2 separate regions of the Homo sapiens genome follow, and region 2 is linked to region 1. Evidence: chromatin loops called from intact Hi-C (ENCODE). Cell type or tissue: OCI-LY7. All regions are shown on one strand. Links, peaks and the distances in the headings refer to the core of each region. The heading gives the core; the rest is flanking DNA.

Evidence for each region. A loop is a pair of places that touch in the nucleus more often than their neighbours do. Peaks named below come from ENCODE experiments on the same cell type or tissue, not always from the same donor. Only the 100,000 strongest peaks of a DNase experiment are listed, where the experiment ranks them.
Region 2: a loop joins it to region 1, with 4 times the contacts of the local background. A loop is called at or near these places in 4 of 110 quality-filtered maps.

The regions. Positions count from the first base shown.
Region 1 is chr14:52,171,268-52,181,448 of GRCh38, reverse strand. No RefSeq gene overlaps it. Among named protein-coding and RNA genes, the nearest start is that of LINC02319, 51 kb to the right of the region's middle. In OCI-LY7, for the core only: no CTCF peak of the experiment used is centred there; a DNase peak (open chromatin) is centred at 5,348; H3K4me3 peaks cover 2,012 bases; H3K27ac peaks cover 2,449 bases.
Region 2 is chr14:52,230,363-52,240,543 of GRCh38, reverse strand. No RefSeq gene overlaps it. Among named protein-coding and RNA genes, the nearest start is that of PTGDR, 32 kb to the left of the region's middle. In OCI-LY7, for the core only: no CTCF peak of the experiment used is centred there; no DNase peak of the experiment used is centred there.

The sequences.
Region 1 (10,181 bases), core at 1,139-9,138:
GGCCAAGGTACAGCTGGGGCCATGGCTTCAGAGGGTGCAAGGCCCAAAGCTTGGCAGCTTCCACATGGTATTGAACCTGTGGGTGCGTGGAAGTCAAAAATTGAGGTTTAGTAACCTCTGCCTAGACTTCAGAGGATGTATGGAAATGCCTGGATGTCCAGGCAGAAGTTTGCTGCGGGGGCAGAGCCCTCATGGAGAACCTCTGTTAGGGCAATGCAGAAGGGAAATGTGGGGTTGGAGCCCCCACACAGAGTCCCCACTGGGGCACTGCCTAGTGGAGCTGTGAGAAGAGGGCCACCATCCTTCAGACCCCAGAATGGTAGATCCACTGATAACTTGCACCATGAACCTGGAAGAGCTGCAGACACTTAACATGGGAAAGCAGCCAGGAGTGGGGGGTGTACCCTGCAAAGCCACAGAGGTGGAGCTGCCCAAGGCCATGGTAGCCCACTTCTTGCATCAGCGTGACCTGGATTTGAGACATGGAGTCAAAAGAGATCATTTTGAAGCTTTACAATTTGAGTGCCCCGCTGGATTTCAGACTTGCATAAGGCACTTCATTTTGCCCAATTTCTCCCATTTGGAATGGCTGTGTTTACCCAATGCTTGTACCACTCCATTGTATCTAGGAAGTAACTAACATGTTTTCGATTTTAGAGGCTCATAGGTGGAAGGGACTTGTCTTGTCTCAGATGAGACTTTGGACTATGGACTTTTGAGTTAATGCTGAAATGAGTTAAGACTTTGGGGGACTGTTGGGAAGGCATGACTGGTTTTGAAATGTGAGGACATGAGATTTGGAGGGGCCAGGGGCAGATTAATATGGTTTAGCTCTGTGTCCCCACCCCAATCTCACCTTGAATTGTAATAATCCCCATATGTCATAGGAGGGACCTGGTGGGAGGTAATTGAATCTGGGGGTGGGCTTTTTCTATGCTGTTCTCATGATAGTGAATGCATCTCATGAGATTTGATGATTTTATAAAGGGGAGTTCTCCTGCACATACCCACTTGCCTGCTGCCATGTAAGACATAATTTTGCTCTTCATTCACTATAGTAGTCTGTTTTCATGCTGCTGATAAAGACATATCTGAGACAGGGAAGAAAAAGAGGTTTAATTGGACTTACAGTTCCACATGGCTGGGAAGGCCTCAGAATCATGGCGGGAGATGAAAGACACTTCTTACATGGCAGCAGCAAGATAAAATGAGGAAGAAGTAGAAGTAGAAACCCCTAATAAACCCATCAGATCTCGTGAGACTTATTCACTATCATGAGAATGACACAGGAAAGGCTGGCCCCCATGATTCAATTACCTGCTCCGGGTCCCTCCCACAACACGTGGGAATTCTTGGAGATACAATTCAAGTTGAGATTTGGGTGGATACACAGCAAAACCATATCATTCACCTTCCAGCATGATTGTGGGGCCTCCCCAGCCATGTGGAACTGTTCCCGGACCAAACTGAGGGTCAGGCTGCTTATTCTCATGGCCCAATAATGAGATGCTGATGAAAGGGGAAAGGGCAGAGTTTTTATTTCTGTAACAGGTTACAGGGAGAAGGCCCAGAAAATATCACCAGACCAACTCAAAATTAGTTTTCCAGAGATTATATACCTTCTAAGCTTTATGTCTACATGTAAGTGTGCATTCATCTGAAGACATAGTGATTAACTTCTTTTAATCTATAACTAAGATCTGAGTCCCGAAGACTTTCCTCTGGAGCCTCAGTAAATTTACTTAATCTAAATGGGTCCAGGTGCTGGGGTGATTACCCTTATCTTGTCTCCTGCTAAATCATGGAGGTTTGGGGAGTTCCTTCAGACCCGCAATAAACTTGTTTGCAGAGGCCTGGGAAGTGTCTTCAGACCCCCAATAAAACTTGTTTAATCCTAAACAGGTCCTGTTAAGAATTCCTTTGTTATCTTATCATGCTTTAAGGCAGAGGAAAGGCCTAGGCAAAACTCTTGGTGGGCTTTTTGTTACATTCTAGCCTTTGTATAAGGACACTGGCTCTTTTAGCTTTTAATATTTAACTTAACAACTCAGTCAGTACTGAAACAGTTGTTACGGTGGCTTGCATTAATGAGACCTGGCTTGCCACAGAACTGTGAGTCCATTAAATCTCTTACCTTTACAAATTACACAGTCTCGGATATGTCTTTATTAGCAGTGTGAGAATAGACCAATGCACTACCAATCCAATCTAACCCCAAACGTGAGCGAAGAAAGCTAAGCAGATTTGTGATGTAGGGACATAGTTCCTTGTCAGGGCCAATATTTATGTCAAGGCTATTTAATTTTTAGTCCTTCTTTCCATATGGAGCATGCACATTCAGACCTGATTTTGTAGGGCCTAACGCTTAAATAACTTTGTGTCCTTCATTGAGAAAACATATTTAAAAAATATAAAATTAGGTACAGAGATTTGAAAGGTGCTTGTGTAAATAAGGGGCTCTAAGGCTTTAGTTTCATTAGGGTCACAGTAAATACACCTCTGGAAGACTGAAAACAGATCACATGCTCCAGATGGTGTCTTAAAATTTTCCTGATGGCCAGGTGTGGTGGCTCATGCCTGTAATCCCAGCACTTTGGGAGGCCAGGGTGGGAGGATTGCTTGAGCCCAGGAGTTCAAAACCAGCCTGGGCAATATAGTGAAATCCTGTCTCAACAAAAAAGCTAAAAAATTAGCCCAGCATGGTGGCGCATCCCTGTGGTCTCAGCTGCATGAGGTGCTAGAGTAGAAGGATCACTTGAGCCCAGGAGATCGAGGCTGTGGTATGCCATAATCGTGTCTCTCCACTCTGGTCTGGGCAACAGAGTGAGGACCTGTCTCGAAAAAAATAAAATAAAATAAAGCTTCCTGATAAGACTTACTTTTCTGCCAGATAGTTATTAAATATATCTCACATTATTAAGTATCTCATACTCTTTTTTTTCTCTCTCTCAGCTACTGTCAGTTTGATTAAGCTGATCTTTTTAAAAATCAAATAGGAATACACCCAGAGCTTTTATATTCTGACTATATGCAGAAAAATATCTTGAGCCAAGTTCTCTCTGGTCTTTCTAATCTATAAATTTTTTTGTTAAACATGTTTAGGAACTTCATAGCTATGCTAGTAAAAGGGTGAGGAGTTGGGGATTAATTCTAAGCCTGAAGAAGAGCCACTGGGGAGTGAGAGGACCTGATTGCTGTCTAGCCACCTGATATTGCCTTATTCATGGTTGAAGTTGGTTCCCAGCCATCTAGCCAGGGAATTAGCCTGGACAAAAGTGGTGGGCACATACCTGGATATCTCATTTACCAGTTCATGTTGTCACTGGCTCCCTTCTCTTTGGCCTAAAACTGAGATGAAGAGCCGGAAGGCATTGCCTCTTGGTTATGAAGACCTCCTACCTGTACTGCCCCAGAGCTTCACTAAAAAGAAGCTCCAATTGGGCTCACAGAAGTGACAAAACATATATTGTGGGGGTCATTAGTAACGTTAACTCATTTCGAACTGCTCATGGGCAGAGCCATGACTTTCCTAATACACACACCAGTGCCTGAGCCCATGTCTCCATAAGCATTTGTTCTTCGTTTGATAAACAAATGGATAGATGTATTTTAGGGCAAGATATTCATTCATTTAACAGATATTTACTGGGTACCTAATATCTGCCTGGCACCATTCTACATGCTGTGATAGAGAACTGAACAAAATAGACAAGTCTGCCCATGAAGATTACATTCTAGTGAGACGTGGTGTGTCATGACTTTTTCATAGTCCTGGGTATTCCAGGTTGTGGTGGTGGTGATGGGGGTGCTGCTGCTGCTGCTGCTGGTGGTTGTGTGTGTGTGCTTGTATTTCTTGGGGAACAGGGGTTTATAGAGGAGAAAGTAGTGGAGATTAATGTAAAAAATTGACTTTTAGAGAAGCTAATAATAGTCAGCTGAAAGCAGCAGGGCATGCTGTATATACTTTCAGCCCTGCATGCTCTGATTGTAGAACAGAGGGAGCACTAGAGTCTGGAGTACCATAGAGTACTCCACAGAGCCAGCATTCAGGTGGCCTTGAGGACAGCATTTTCAGTGTCAGGTGAAGGTCTAGCCTGAACAGAACCTGAATTCCCTTTTATCAGCTAGGGCTCTTAGATGCTAGTCATGAACAAGAACCCGGCAGGGTGCAGTGGCTCATGCCTGTAATCCCAGCACTTTAGGAGGCTGAAGTGGGAGAATCACTTGAGCCCAGGAGTTCAAGGCTATAGTGAGCTCTGATTGCACCTCTGCTCTCCAGCCTGAGTGACACAGTGAGATCCTATTTCTTAAAACAAAACAAAACAACAACAACAAAATAAGAACCTTCTATAGCTAATTAGAGCAGAAAGAATGTTTACTAAAGGATATTTGGTATCTTAAAGAAACTCCAGGAGAGCCAGAGAAACAGTGATGGAGACTGTACACCAAGAACTATGCCAAAATTGCCTACAGGACTGCTCCATGGAGGCCAGAGGGCAGCATTGGATACAGATCCTGCAGCTCACACTGCTGACACAGGAATCCGGACACCACCAAGACTGGTAGCTCAATGTCTCACCCCTACCCTTGCCACAACTGAGTTTCCAAAACTTTTTTAAAGTTCCAGAATAACACAGAATAGAAAAGAATTATCACAGACCACGCTTCCATATAACCACCACCCAGGTCAAGAACCCTCCCATGCCCAGTTCCCACCCCTATTCCTGTCTCTCCTCAATGGCAGAATAGCTCTTCCTGTCATTCTTTTCTGAGTAGAAAATCTTGTATCTGATTGGAGCAGCCTGGGAAGGTGAGTTTCTGGCATTTACTCCATAGAGATGAAGATTTAAAATAATTCCTCAAGGATAGGAAGGGTTTTCACAGGTTTTGAACAGCTTTACAGTATCACAAACTGTTACCATGTTCCCCAATGGGTAAATAAACATCTCAACCTCGTTAGGTTGAACCAGGTGTAATTTTAATTTTTGTAGGTTAAAAGTGGCTGAGTATCAGCAGTTTCCTGTGGTTTAACCTAATAGAAAAGAGTGTCAGTTAAAGCACAGGAAATGGAAAAGCATCTGAAAGAGATGAATAAGGAAGTGCTCAGGAAAGGCGAGAATGCTTGAAGCCAGCATCAGTTAGTAATGTGAGGCTTTGAACCTGTAAGTTACCTAGTTTATTACCTCCAGCATCTCTCGTTGCTATATGAGAAGTTTGTGGAACTAAGACAAGTGGTCTCTGTGTGTATGTGTTTGTTGCTTAGTAGTGAGCACTGCAAGGCAAGGAACACTGGGGGGAATTTAAAGCAACTGGCTGTGAAACCTCAAGACAGGAAGGAAGCTTCGCAGCTTGGTAGGTGCCAGTAGAGAATTGTCCAAGCAAGACAGAGCTACAGCCTTGTTTGCGTCCTGTTCTGAAGGCAGCGGGGTGGGTTGTACTACATTTTATAACACTTCTAAGTGGCTGTGGTTAAAATACACATCCTTAATGCAAGAAAATCATCAGGTGGCACAAAGACAGGCTATAATTTCATTCAGGTCAACATTGCTTAATAGAGGAAAAATAGAAATGACCTAGATGTTCAATTACGAGAGATTTTTAATATAAGTTATTTATCCATGTAATAGAATGCTAAAGAGTACCTAAAATAGTATTGTAGAAAATTATTTAATGACAAATTAAGCTGTTCAGGAAGCAGTAGTCTAATGATTAAAAGTATAGACTCCAGAGCCAAAATGCTTTGTTTGAGTCCTGGCTCTACTTACTAGCTGAGCTAAGGTGGGCAAGTTCCTCACTTGAGGTGTTAGAAGAGTTATTATAGGTAAAGCATGCAAAAGAGTTTCTGGAACATAAGAGGCACTGTGTATGTGTCAACTATTATGATGATTATTGTTGTTGACTGAATGTTTGTGTTCCCCCAAATTCATATATTGAAATCCTCAATGTGATGGTAGTAAGAGGTAACTAGGTCATAGGTAATTACCTCTGGGAGGTAATTAGGTCGTAAGGATGGAGCCCTCGTGAATAGGACTTGTGCCCCTAGAAGATGAGACAGAAGAGCTTGTTTTTCTCTGCCATGTGAGGATACAACCAGAAGATGACCTTCTGCAAATCAGGAAGCAGGCTCTCTCCAGACACCACATCTGCCAGTACCTTGAGCTTGAACTTCCAAGCCTCCAGAACTGTGAGAAATGAATGTTTATGGTTTAAGCCACTCAGTCTATGGTACATTTGTTATAGGAAGCCAAACTGACTAAGACAATCATATTCTTAAGGAAACCAACAAGGTTTAAAAACATAGTATATACTAATTAATCATGTGTATTTACTTTTGCTCCCTTATGAAATCTCACTAAAAAGTCTGGGCATGGTTGCTCATACCTGTAATCTCAGCACTTTGGGACTCTAAGGTGGGCGGATCACGTGAGGTCAGGAGTTCAAGACCAGCCTGGCCAACATGGTGTAACCCCGTCTCTACTAAAAATACAAAAATTAGCCACACATAGTGGTGCACACCCGTAGTCCCAGCTACTCAGGAGGCTGAGGCAGGAGAATAGCTTAAACCCAGGAGGCAGAGGTTGCAGTGAGCTGAGATCATGCCACCGCACTCCAGCCTGGGTGACAGAGCAAGACTCCATCTCAAAAACAAACAAACAAAAATCTCACTAAAAGAACAGTAAAGGAATTGAGAAATTAAAGTCCATGAAGACAGAAGGAAAATGGAGATGCAGCACATACATGTTTTGGCCAAATGCTAAATGGGTGAATGTTAAAATCAATGTTTGTCCAAAACCAAGGCTAACACCAAATAGCACCATCATTTGATTAAATTTCTGAGATATGAGAATAAGTGTAAAGTTTCAGTTAATATTTCAATTTTCAATTTTATTATGAAAAATTTTAGTAGTCAAATATTTGAAATTTGACATTGTTGAGCAGAAACCCAATTTTCTCAGCACTGTCAGCTGTGGAATGCTCCAAGGGTCACTATATTGCACATTGGCAATACTAAAGGCATTGCTGGTTTTAACTGAGGTGAGTAGAGTGGAAGATTTTTTTTTGTTGTTGTAGAGACAGAGTCTCACTCTGTCACCCTGGCTGGAGGGCAGTGGTGTGATCTCGGCTCACTGCAAGCTCCGCCTCCTGGGTTCACACCATTCTCCTGCCTCAGCCTCTCCAGTAGCTGGGACTACAGGCACCCGCCACCACACCTGGCTAATTTTTTGTATTTTTAATAGAGACGGGGTTACACCATGTTAGCCAGGGTGGTCTTGATCTCCTGACCTCATGATCCACCCACCTTGGCCTCCCAAAGTGCTGGGATTACAGGTGTGAGCCACCGTGCCTGGCCAAGTGGAAGATTTTAGTAGTAGTAGTAGTAGTAGTAGTAGTAGTAGTAGTAGTAGTAGAAGCATTTTGGCTAGCTCTGCCAGTGTGGGATAATTACTGATTGTAATGTTAACACTAAGTTACCAAGTCTTTTTCCCTCTCTAATAGTAACTGCCTAAAGCAGAGAGTTAACTCATCTTTGGTTTCTGCAATTAAAACTTAAATGATGGTGATAATGCAATTTCATTGAGGCAAACCACTTCCTTTAAACGAGGCTTAAATATATTTAGAAAGAGACTTAATATCACTGCCCTTCTTTCTTTTTCTTTTTTTGGGGGATAGGTGGGCAGATAGGCATTGGATGGTTTATCAAAACTTTATCAAAAGTTTTGTACTTATATCCTGATCTAGAAATGTGGCAATGGATAGATGCAATTGGCTTTGAAAGTTAGAAAATTTCTCTTTAAATTTCCATTTGTATCTCAATTTTTATTGTATGCACTCTAATTCCAGCATCTATCCTGGAATAGAAGGATAGATGGAGCTTTACAACAGGTCACATATAAAAGATACTTGGCCTCTCAAGGCACATCAGTTTGGTATACTCTATAGCATACTCCAGGATACAAGCTGCTTTTTCTGCAAACAACTGTTGGATTTTTGATCTGCTAGATTGACAGAAAAAAAACTTCCTGAATTATAATCTTCTCCATGTTGTTTACAATGTCCTAATTCTGTATTTTGTATTTGACATTTGGACATGTCATGTGTGACCACTTGGTGAATTAATGTTGATTATTGTTGACCTCTGCTTCTATTTCACTTGGCTGCCAAGAGCCTTCTGGGTCTCACACAGTTAAAATCACATTAAACCTAACTGAGGAGATATTTACATAATGGAAAGTCAGTGAAGAAAAGTGTTAGGCAATTGTCAATGACAATATGACAGCCATGATGGAGGCTATTGATTATTTGGGAGCCACAAGCATCTGATGTGTTGGCCATAGGCTTGGTTGTGTGTTCAGACAGTGATGATAGCACAGAGTAAGGTAACAGAAGTATTAGAAGTAGACAGTGAGAGAGTGGGCCCCTTGCCTTAATCTTCATCTCAATCTACCTGAATACAAGGGATTTGGAACTGCCTTGTCTACTCATTCAACTTGTTGATTTAAGATGGAATGAAAGCTGTGCAATGTTAAAGAAGCTGTTTGAACAAAAACAAGTCTTAATACTGCTTTTCTGTGTAACATTGCCAGCCTAGTAGGACCAAAATTCACCAACTGATATGCCTAGTTTTTCTGTGAGGAACTTTTGTACCTAGAATTCATAGCTTCAGCAAATTGCCAAAAAATGTTTTCTGTTTGATTATTGCAAATAGTTGGCAGTACATGGCAATTATTTTGACAAGTTTCCATTTAAATTTTTGGCCTCTATAAGAGACTCAAAATTATAAAGTGTTTTAATTAAGGAGATTTGGAAGTTTTGCTATTTGAAGTTTTATTACTAGAAAAATTGTTAATTAGTAGAAACATTTCTCCATTTTGCTGAGACCAGCTCAGTCATGGAGACCCTAACCCAGTGGCACTAGAGAAGCTAAAGACACACACACAGAAATATTGTGTGTGGAGTGGGAAATCAGGGGCCTCACAGCCTTCAGAGCTGAGAGCCTTGAACAGAGATTTACCCACATATTTATTGACAGCAAGCCAGTGATAAACATTGTTTCCATAGATTATAGACTAACTGAAAGTATTCCTTATGGGAAATAAAGGGATGGGTGTGGCTATTTATCTGCAGCAGGAACATGTCCTTAAGGCACAGATTGCTCATGCTATTGTTTGTGGTTTAAGAACACCTTTAAGTGGTTTTCTGGCCTGGGTGGGCCAGGTGTTCCTTGTCTTAATTCCGATAAACCCACAACCTTCAATGTGGTTGTCATGGACACCATGAACCTGTCACAGTGCTGCAGAGATTTTGCTTGTTTCCAGTTTTGGGGTCCTGCTCCCAGCATGTCCCCCTTCTTTGTTTTGCAAAGTGAAACAAAGGCAGCTTTGTCACAGGAGTGTGGATCTGCATCTGCAGACTATACAAAGACAAACAACACAGATTAAAAGCACAATCATCATTGAAATCACAGAGCTTCCCAGTGTTTTTATCCATTTCAATGGGTTACTAGCTGCTAATCTGTCTGCAGCTCCTTCAAGCACTCCAGTTCCTGACATTAAGGTCAGGTGTGCCTGAGATGCTTTAAATATTTGTTCTTTTAATTTTGCAATATCCAAAGACAAGTTTGTAGAGTGTCCTTATAGATGCTTTTTTATTCTTTCCCAAATTTTGATCTTGTTAAGAGCTATTAATAGTTTCCACAAAGCCTTATGTTTAGCTCCTACAACTGGCCATATCATTTGAGGTTGAGGTGCCACTGTACTGCCATGTTTCCAGATAATAGGAACTCTTGCCATACTTCTTACCATTTCTACCATCTGACCATTTTGTTCAGACCAGCTGAACACGGTGTGGCTGTGGCATGCCGACTGAGAGGTGCAATTCAAGCTAAACATCCCCTTAGGGGGCCAATCAATAATGATTCCATAGGAATCATTGCGCAGCACCTCTGCCTGTTCTGCAATGCAATCTTCCTTAACAAGTACATTCATTTTTTCTGGCCAGGTCCAATCCTGTTTACAAATAGGTTTTTGAGGGCAGTTTGCCTTAATTGTAGGAGCAGATTCATTATGATAAATGCTGATATCAGAAAGCATGTGTAACTGTGTCATAGAGTGATTACATCCAGGCATTATTGCCAGCCAAGATTGACAAATGTGCCCAATAAGTATGATTGTTCTCTGTGT
Region 2 (10,181 bases), core at 1,034-9,033, 59 kb before region 1:
AAGCAAAAATAAATATTTTTCCATGTGGGGATGTTATATTTTTTCTCTTTATTTGGTAATGAGCTCTCAAGACAGGATGTGGGTAAGGATAGCAAGCACCTGAGAAAGAAAGTTTGAGCTGCAATATATTTTATTTTCCTCTACCCCAATTAAATAACAATAGTCAAACACAATTTAAAATTTCCTTCTGCCTGAGACTGTCATCCTCACCTCTGGAATTCCTCTGGAAAATTTTTACCTGGTTAATAATAATCTCTCTCTCTCTCTTTCTCTCTCTCTCTCACACACACACACACACAAACGTTATTAATAATAATCACTCTCTCTATCACACACACACATACAACACACCCACAAACACAGCCTAGCTCTCTCACTTGGCATCATTCTTTTGCCTTCATGGGAACTTAAGCCAAGTTTAATAAGAGACTTATAGTGAGTTGGTGATGTCCCAAATTCTCATGCTTTCAGGAGAATGGCAGCCAGTAAGTGATATCACCTGATATTCCCAGGTAACCTGGGAATGTTTCCTTTGTGGTATGTTCCTGGGTTGGCCAAGCCACAGAGATTGGGTAGGAAAATGACTGGTTGGCATGCAAGTACATAGGCGCACTCCTGATTACGTGGAATAGAGTAGGACTGTCTAACTTTAAAGTGCTTGTGAACCACATGGGGATCTTGTTAAAATACAGATTCTAATTCAGTAGGTTCCTGGAGTAGGCTCCAAGATTCTGCATTTCTTTTCTTTTTCTTTTCTTCTTCTTCTTCTTTTTTTTTTTTTTTTGAGACGGTGTCTCACTCTGTTGCCCAGGCTGGAGTGCTTTGGTGCGATCTTGGCTCATTGCAACCTCTGCCTCCCAGGTTCAAGTGATTCTCCTGCCTCAACCTCCCAAGTAGCTGGGATTACAGGTGCGTGCCACCATGCCCAGCTAATTTTTGTATTTTTAGTAGAGACCATGGTGACCAGGCTGGTCTCTAACTCCTGGCCTCAGGTGATCCACCTGCCTCGGCCTCCCAAAGTGCTGGGGTTACAGGTGTGAGCTACTGCACTTGGCCAAGATGCAGTAGCTCATGCCTGCATCCCAGCACTTTGCACCCTGCACTTCTAACATAGGTGTGCATAGGTGCTCTATGCAGAGAAGAATGGCCTCTCCCTGACCCTCTTCTTCCTACTTCTTCCCCATCACAGAATTTGAGAACTGTTGGTGGGGGAGTGGAATTGAACTTCTTGTCTAGTTGCTCCTAAAACACTGGTCTACAGAATGACTACCTGGTGATTTCACCAGGGAGATCTTTAAAAAATCTAGATTCCCAGAGATTCTGATTCAGCAGTTCTGGGGGAAGTCCCAGTCACCTGTATTCATTCAAAGCTCCCAGGCCAATTGGGGGAGCAAAAAACACTTTGAACCATTAATATCTTTCTTATTTTATAAATAAGGAAATAGGGTGGTTGCATGACCTGCCCAACCTGACCTAGTTGTGGTCATCAATACTAGAACTTGGGTACCCTTTTCCAGCCCAATACCCTGCTATTTCCAATCTGACTACCCAGGGCAATTGCTTCTACTAAGAAAGGAAAGCAATTTCCTACCCCTGAATAAGTGATTCTTAAGCATAAAATAAATGTCAGGTTCAGTGCTGTTTAATGGATCCAGAACATTTTCCTGTCGTTGGAAGCAAACATGAATAGATCTAAAGTGCAATTTGTTTCCATCCTACTCTAAAAGGAAGTTGGATGAAGTGTGCTATGGGAATGGAAATGTTTCACATTTTATTCCTCTGGGAGATAATTTCATAATTTAAAAGGTCTTTGTTCTTGGGTGTTTTTCTGATAACCAATGAAAATATCAATGCTTTCAGATGGCTTCCATATAATCAACAATCCTTGAATTGACATATTGTATTCCTTTCTTCTTGATACTTGAAGCGTTCATATTTATTTTCATTTCACTTGCCATGGCTCATTTATTGGGCTGCCTGGTCTCTTTGACACTGAAACTTTGCACAAGTCTGTATCTTCGTCTTCCCTCCTGAGCTGTGCCAATTCATGGGCTGGAACTATGATTTGGATTTTTCCCATGGTCTGGGTAATTCCTGTTTCACTGTTTTTAGTTCTTTCTTTTTGGAAAGAAGAAAACCTCCATTAATGTTAAATAAAAGTATCTGCTGGTCTAGTCCCACATAAACAAGCCTATTGAAAGGCTGAGAAAGGTATTATGGCTTTGGGAGGGGTTTCCTGCAGAATCTGCATCTCTAACCCCGAACTTCTCTCCATTTACAGGGAAGATATCTCAGCCCAGAAGCCTCTCCGCCCGCATCCTGCAGCCACACTGGGCTGCTCTGGCAATGAGAGACTCTAGCCCATGGACACTCTTCTCATAAAGAGTTTCCTGGTAGATGGGAAACCTTATGACCGTCCAGGTCCATTCTGCCTGCATGCAGTAAATCAATCTCTGTGACACAGGTTTTGCAAAAGAGAAAAGATTTGTTCACAAGGGCACCAAGCAAGGAGGCAGGAGAACAGCTCTCAAATTCACCTCCCCAAAGATAAGGCTTAGGGATATTAATGGGTTAGGGAAGTGGGATGATCTAAGCCTTGGGGAAATGTGATTGGTAGTAGGAAAAACTGAAGTAACAGGTTCGTTCTGCACAAGTGTGGTTGGGGTTTATGGCATTTCATAAGACACATGTACAGACAATGGTGGTGGTAGCATGATCTGAGGTTGGAGTTTTTGGACCTCTGACATCAGAGGCACCTCTTGGGCATACCCAGTTGAAGGGTCGGTGGTCTCTACTGGTTTAAACTGGACAGGAGCTGGCTCAGGTTCCTGAACAACAACTGAAGCGACCACTATAGGTCGCTTGGTGACCTATAAATGTGTTATCTGTAAAGTAGCCAGTGAAGGTTAAGTTTCAGTGTTCAGGCTGGGCATGGTGGCTCGTACCTGCAATCCCAGCCTTTTGGGAGGCCATGGTGGGAGGATCGCTTGAGACCAGCCTGGGCAACATAGTGGGACCTCATCTCTACAAAAAATAATTTTTGAAAATTAGCTGGGCATGATGGTGTGCACCTGTGGTCCCAGCTAGTCAGGAGGCTGAGGTGGGAGGATTGCTTGAGTCCAGGATTTCGTGGGATCAAGCTATGATCATCATTGCACTCCAGCCCTGGTGACAGAGTTAAAAAAAAAAAAAGTTTTGGCATTTAGCAGTGAGGCCTTCAGCTACTGTGGCCTTCAGCTTCATGGAAAAGGGGGAAAAAAATCCTAAAAAGCAATTAACCAAAAGCAAGCAGGGCAGACTCACCTTATCAAATTAACCCCTTGGTTTTATGTTTGATTTGTTCTCATCCTATAAATGCTACCTCTACTGACAGAACAAACAAAGGAGGAGGCTTCTTGAAGTGTATTTTCTTTCTGGAGCAGTCTATTAAGCAAGTAGCCTGACACTAATTTTCTTTTTCTTTTTTTTTTGATATGGAGTTTCACTCTTGTTGCCCAGGCTGGAGTGCAATGGCGCAAGCTCAGCTCACTGCAACCTCTGCCTCGTGGGTTCAAGTGATTCTCCTGCCTCAGCCTCCCAAGTAGCTGGGATTACAGGTGTGTGCCCACGCCCGGCTAATTTTTGTATATTTAGTAGAGACCGGGTTTCACCATGTTGGCCAGGCTGCTCTCAAACTCCTGACCTCAGGTGATCCACCCGCCTCGGCCTTCTAAAGTGCTGGGATTACATACGTGAGGCAGTGTGCCTGGCCAAGATTAATTTTCATTTAAAGACATGACCAACATGTTGGGAGCACTGGCTGTCAGCAGGTGTTTCTATTATACAGTGGACTGAGCCCTGGACAAGGGTGAAAGAGCCAAGTGCTTGGTTCTACTCCCCTCTGCATGGTCAGATGCCCTAGGGAGCTTCAGGATTCCCACCGTTATAATGGAGGGAATGCCACCCTGACCATTTCAAATGAGAAGAGATATGTGAAAGCCCAGGATAAGCTGTAAACCTTGAAACAAATATATGATAGGATTATTAGCACCAAGATAATGTTCTGCATGTTATGGGTAATAATCAATCTTCTTCCTATTAGACTTTTGTAAGTGGTATAAAGGATGGTGTGGCAACTGTGTGGTTTCTTTGGAAATTCTCCTCTCAGATCTTCTACCACGGGAGCATTGTTAACTGAGGGTCTCAGTGCTGCCGTCTGAAATTCCTCACAGCATTAAGCCCAGCCCATGCTTTCTAGGGCCTTAGTCCAGCCAGTCGTAACTGTGGCAAGGATACTAAGACATGAGAAACATAGGATTCCGCTAAAGAGTGATTTTTGGCTCGAAGACTCATCAGTCATGCTGAAATTTTCCTAGAGCTGCACAACAGTCGAAGGCCTCCCTCCCTCCCTTCCTTCCCCATCTCCTTCAGAGACCTCAGGACTCACTGTGGCCTGATTGTTCTTCCCACCTCCTTAGGCTCCGGCTCCCTCCCCATTTTTTCTCATTGGTGTTGTGCTAACAAATCTCTTGCTTATCTTAATCTCCTTATAGCATCTGCTTCTTAGAGACCCAGATTAATGCAGACCATGAATCCATCTTCCTGTGAATGTGTCCAGCACCTGGAATTGTTAGCAGTGAGCATTCCCCTGAACCTGGAACCTTCTTTGGCACAGGCTTCTTGGACTAGGTCAGTTCTGTGGTTCTACTGAGTTCTTCGGCACATGAATAATTCCCTTGCAAGCATCCTGCTTTTTGACTCAGCATTCTCTAGCCACTGACTGCCAAAGAGAGTCACCTGCAGGGACAGAGGAAGTCACCTGCAGTCACTTGCAGAGACAGAGCCCAGCTGCCCATTCCAGGACCCTTGGACCCACTCTCGAATGTGCTCCCCAGCCTCTCCCTTGGGGCCACCACTTCTCTCTTTACTCCCTCATGCACAAAAACCTTCATTCCACTTCCTCCTCCAAGTACACAGTAGCCCTTAATGTACCCTTAATAGCCCTCTATTAGAATGAATTAGGTTATCATAGAGGTTTTTTTTTTTTTTTAATGTCAGCGATTTAAAGTAACAAAGGTTTATGTCCTGCTCATTCCATGTCTAACATGGATTGGCAGGAGGGGCTCTGCTCATCACAGGGACTTAGGATCACAGACTGGGGGAGACTTTTCTCAGTACATGCCGTCCCAATGACCAAGAAAGGGAAGAGCAGGCTGGAGTTTGAGTACCTGCAATTACATGCTTCCTTCCAGAAGTGACACATCAATTCTGCTCACATTTCATCAGCCAAAGCAAGTCACTTGACCATGCCTAACTGCAAGGGGGTAGGGGTGTAAAGGCAAGCAAATGGAACACATATGCAACCATCCCCTCAGAAAAGATGGCTCCAAAGGAGTCCCAGTTTTTAGCACATAAATGCTTCACCATCCCTAAAAGCCTGAGAGAATTAAGTTTCCTGAGGACTGAGAAAAATATTTAAATCCACACGAGGGTTAAGCAAAACATAGCAAAGGGAGAAGGGTTAAGTTTTTCACATCCTGCTGCAGAGTTAACACTACAAATGCTGGGCTTGGTTATGAGAACACAACCAGCAAAGCCATGGGGTTTGTGTAAGCACTGTTGATGTCAGTAAAACATCACATCCCAGACTTGTATGTGGCAATAGGTCAGCTCCTCGCTCCCTGCCTTGACTGTACCTCTGCACCTGTTCAGGAATCCTGGAGGAGAAACAGGAACTCAGGCAGACAAGTGGTGATTCCTGCCACTGTGTCAGGGTATTTTTTCTTGCAAAAGTGGGCCCCGACTAAGCAGGACAATATACCTATATATTGTGAAACTGACCCTTGAAATGCAATGAAGTCCTATTGTCAAAACAGCCTTACAAGGACGGAAACATCATCTTGCTCAGTCCCTTTGTGACCTTCACTCTCAGAGAGGGGTGGAAAAGGACTCTCTTCTCTGGCCTTGGCTAAATGGCTGTCTTTCTAGAGCTTTTCTGTTTGGTCCACACTTTTCCTAGGATATGGGAGGTTTTTAAATGCTTTGGATTTAAAATACCAAATACAGTGTGGATTGAATTTCCGTTCTGTTCGGTACCTCAAACAGGCCAATTCAATAGAAAAATTAAGTCAAAAGAGTTTGTTATGTTTTGTAAGGCAAATGACCAACAAATGAACTACAATGTTCATGTTTCCAGTGGCTGTACAAAATTAATTTGCAGAAAATGAAAACATGTAAAATAGATGAATAAAGTTAAATAAAAGTCTTTCTGTTTAGGAGATAGGACAGTGTAAACTAATTTTTAAATAAAGTAGTTTGAAATAGTAAAGTAAAATTCTATTTGCCTTAAAATAAGACTTGTGGTCTTAGACTTCACCTTTTCTGGGTGACCGCTGAGGTATAGCACCCTGGTTTCTCTAAGCTTAAAATAATTACTCAAAAAATATTATGTGCAGTCCTGAGCCAGGCTGTATTCTAGGCACCAGACAGACAGCCACGGGAGCTACCTAGTATTTTGGCATGACTGACAGATGTAGTGCTCTAAAATGTGCTGATATGCCTTTTCTTGGTCACTGCTCATGAGGCAATAACCAAGTGTTCTTTGCTGCTCTGCAAAACGAGAACCCAGTTAGGCTTCTGTGCATGGCATGGAGCAGTATGTCCTCTGGGTGCTGTTTTACAGGCATACTTGCCAAGTTTTATGATGGAATGATAGTTTCTCCTTAATAGTTTTTATCCACCCTGGAATTACAAAGACAAGGCCCATGTTTGCCTAAGGAAGGACAAACAGGATTGATTTCAGTCTGTCAAAGTCTGTTGGTATAAAATATTGAGAGAACCTTTCTCAAAAGGCATTTGTAGAAGAGCATTAAATCATCACTAACACAGTGTTTTACAGAGTTCAGAGCCCTCTCATTCTGTCTTAGTCTAGGGAGAGTTTGGTTAAAGGGTGTAAACAGGTGCTGACCCTGGTCTGTCTAAGGATCAGAATTAGAGGGAGATGCTTTGCTTCAACGTTATGGAAAATGCCCTTCTTTACATTCATATTAAGCAAAATTTCTATTAGTAATTTATAGCATGGGTCCCAATTGGAATAGAATGAAGTTTTCCCAGACCTTCCTTACAGGTTGACTTTTTCAGTATTGGGTGAAATTATTAATCTTCCCAGAGAGGATCAGCATATATAGAACTTGTTTTATCAAACTAGTTTGTCTCCAGGTGGGACTTTAGTGACACTATTACTAATCATGGCCTTTAATCTGCTAAAATAAAATTCTAGCTGATTATCGAGGCAGGCAGATCACTTGAGATTGAGACCAGCCTCGCCAACATGGTGAAAACCCCTCTCTATTCAAAATACAAAAATTAGCCAGGCGTGGTGGTACCTGTAATCTCAGCTGCTCAGGAGGCTGAGGCAGGAGAATTGCTTGAACCCAGGACATGCAGGTTGCAGTGAGCCAAGATCATGCCACTGCATTCCAGCCTGGGTGACAGAGGAAGACTTCATCTTAAAAAAAAAATCCAGCTGATTATCAAGCACAAAAGTATAGATGATGACTACAATTTACCTAACATCTACTTATATAGTTATATTCTCAGTACTTTACAGGCCTTATCTTGTTTAATTTACCAATCAACAGATGGTGTAATTGAGACCGGACTGGCATTTCTCAGCCTCCTTCACAGCTATATCTAGCCATTTGAATAAATTATTGTCAATGAAAAGTAAACAGAAGCAATATATAGAACTTTTGAGATATCTCCAAAAAATGGAATGGTCAAGAATCATTTTCTTACTCCCACAAATAATCTAGTGAAGATGCTGTTTCCAAAGAAATCTATCAAGACTTCCAATTAAACATACTATATGGAACACAAATTTATATCTGCTGTCTCCCAGAACTCCACTATAATGATACTGAATAAATTAAACAAGCAAGTGGGAGTGAGGTACCATATGAGATCAGGCGGATGAAGTGAAAGACTGTATATTGAATTGCGAGATTCCTTCCTAGTCTCCTCTTCTTGGCTACAAAAAAAGTTGGCTGCCAGATTTGTCACCTCGAGACCCCACTTTCCCATAATCCCACCAGCCATGAGAAAATGACTGGCCTGTAAAAATATATTAACTTGAAAATAATTTCGCCTAGAATAAAATGAAAGGAAATGAGTAGATCACAAGGCATACATGTATGTAAAAAGAAACATAGATGACTGGGCGCAGTGGCTCACACCTATAATCCCAGCAATTTGGGAGGCCTAGGCGGGCGGATTGCCTGAGCTCAGGAGTTCAAGACCAGCCTGGGAAACACGGTAAAACCCCATCTCTACTAAAATACAAAAAATTAGCCGGGCGTAGTGGTGTATGCCAGTCGTCCCAGCTACTTGGGAGGCTGAGGCAGGAGTATTGCTTGAACCCGGGAGGTGGAGGTTGCAGTGAGCTGAGATCGCGCCACTGCACTCCAGCCTGGGTGACAGAGAGAGACTCCGTCTCTAAAAAAAAAAAAAAAAACACAACAACAGAGAAATAAGAACTTGGTTGAAACAAGTACTTTAGAATCAGGAATGAGTTATATGCCTCGTGTTAATGAGACATGAATAATTAAAGGATTCTTACATTTTATTATATCAAGGACACAATGGTTAAAAATTCTAAGCCAAACGGGTGAAGTTCTCTGTAAGTTTGGCTTTCTGTTTACACATGCTCTGACCCTTGAAAATATAATTATACTTACTCTTAAATATTTGCTTACTAAGGGCAGAGAATCTCCAGACAAGTAACATCTAAATATAACAATTGTAATTTATAATCTTGAGACTTTGTATACTGCAGAAAATTCTATTTGGTAGAGACAGCTGTGTGTTCACTTGTGTTATAAACTTTATTCATCATGGGAAATTGAATTTTCTGTCTTGTTTTGTTATAATTAAGCCACTAATTATCACCATACTTGTTAAAAAGTTTTCAATGTTTACCATGTAAATTTCCCAGATATTTCCTCCTTGTAGTTGTATAGGTGAAATATGAGATGGAGTTTATAAAATATTCATGTCTAAAATACAACACAAAATCTCATCTTGCATAGGTTCAAGAGAAAAGACCTATAAACACTGACACATGTTGATCCTCTGAAATAAAAGCAGCATTCCCCCATGTCACCCTCCAGGGAAGCAGCCCCTCTCCTTTAGACAATCTCTGCCCAAGCATATAGAGATTCCAATCTCTCTTTTTTTCAATGCCTCACTCTTAAATATAACCGGTCATCCATGGGACATCCAGATATTTGAGAAAATCTTTCAACATTTAAGATAGAGAACAAAATAATCAAGAAGAAACCTCCCAGAGAAAGCAGAGACAATGCAACAGAAGAACACTTTAGATTAGAAGAGCAATGCTATCTATAATAAAATAATCAAGATGTTATATAAAGAGGGGTGTTCAGAAATAGCAAGAAAGAGGATACCATCAACTTTAAATGGGAAGTGGAGCAAGAAGACTTGATGGACAATAGGAGAGAAAAGAACAAATTAAAGATCAATCCAGCAGGCCTAACATTAGTCTAATAGGCACAAAAGTAATAGAGAACAGAAAAAATGGAGTGGAAAAAACTGTCAGGGAAAGAATACAAGACAATTCTGCAGAACTTTAGGATAGAAGGTTTCAAATTTAAGAGCCCACTGAGTACTCAGCAACACGGCTAAAAAAAGACCACACCAGAGCACATCATTATGAAATTTTAGATCGCTAATTATAAGGGTTAACTTTATTGTATCAGATTTTGACTTCTTGACTTCAACACTGAAAATTAGGTGCAAATGAAGAAATGACTTCAGCATTCAGGGAAATACTGCCCAAACTATTGATCAAGAAGGTGTGCAGAATAAAATGTCTTAGACATCCAATTTTTCAAAGACTTTACCTGCCATGCACCCTTTACAAGAAGGTAGTAGAGGATGTGTCTCAAAAACACAAGGGGTTGAAAAGCAAAAAGAAGGCATAGGATACAAGAAAGAGGTGATCTGGCACAAGAAAACAGTAATGGAATTCCCAGAATGATGGAGGAAGAACACCCAGAAATCCTCTAGGGCAACTATGCCTGAAAGGAGCAAGATGACAAAAGTTGCAGGGAAAAATGTCTCAAGAGGCAAAGAAAGGATTCACAGTTGAGTCCTGCTGAAGGGTTTAATGATCATTGAATTAA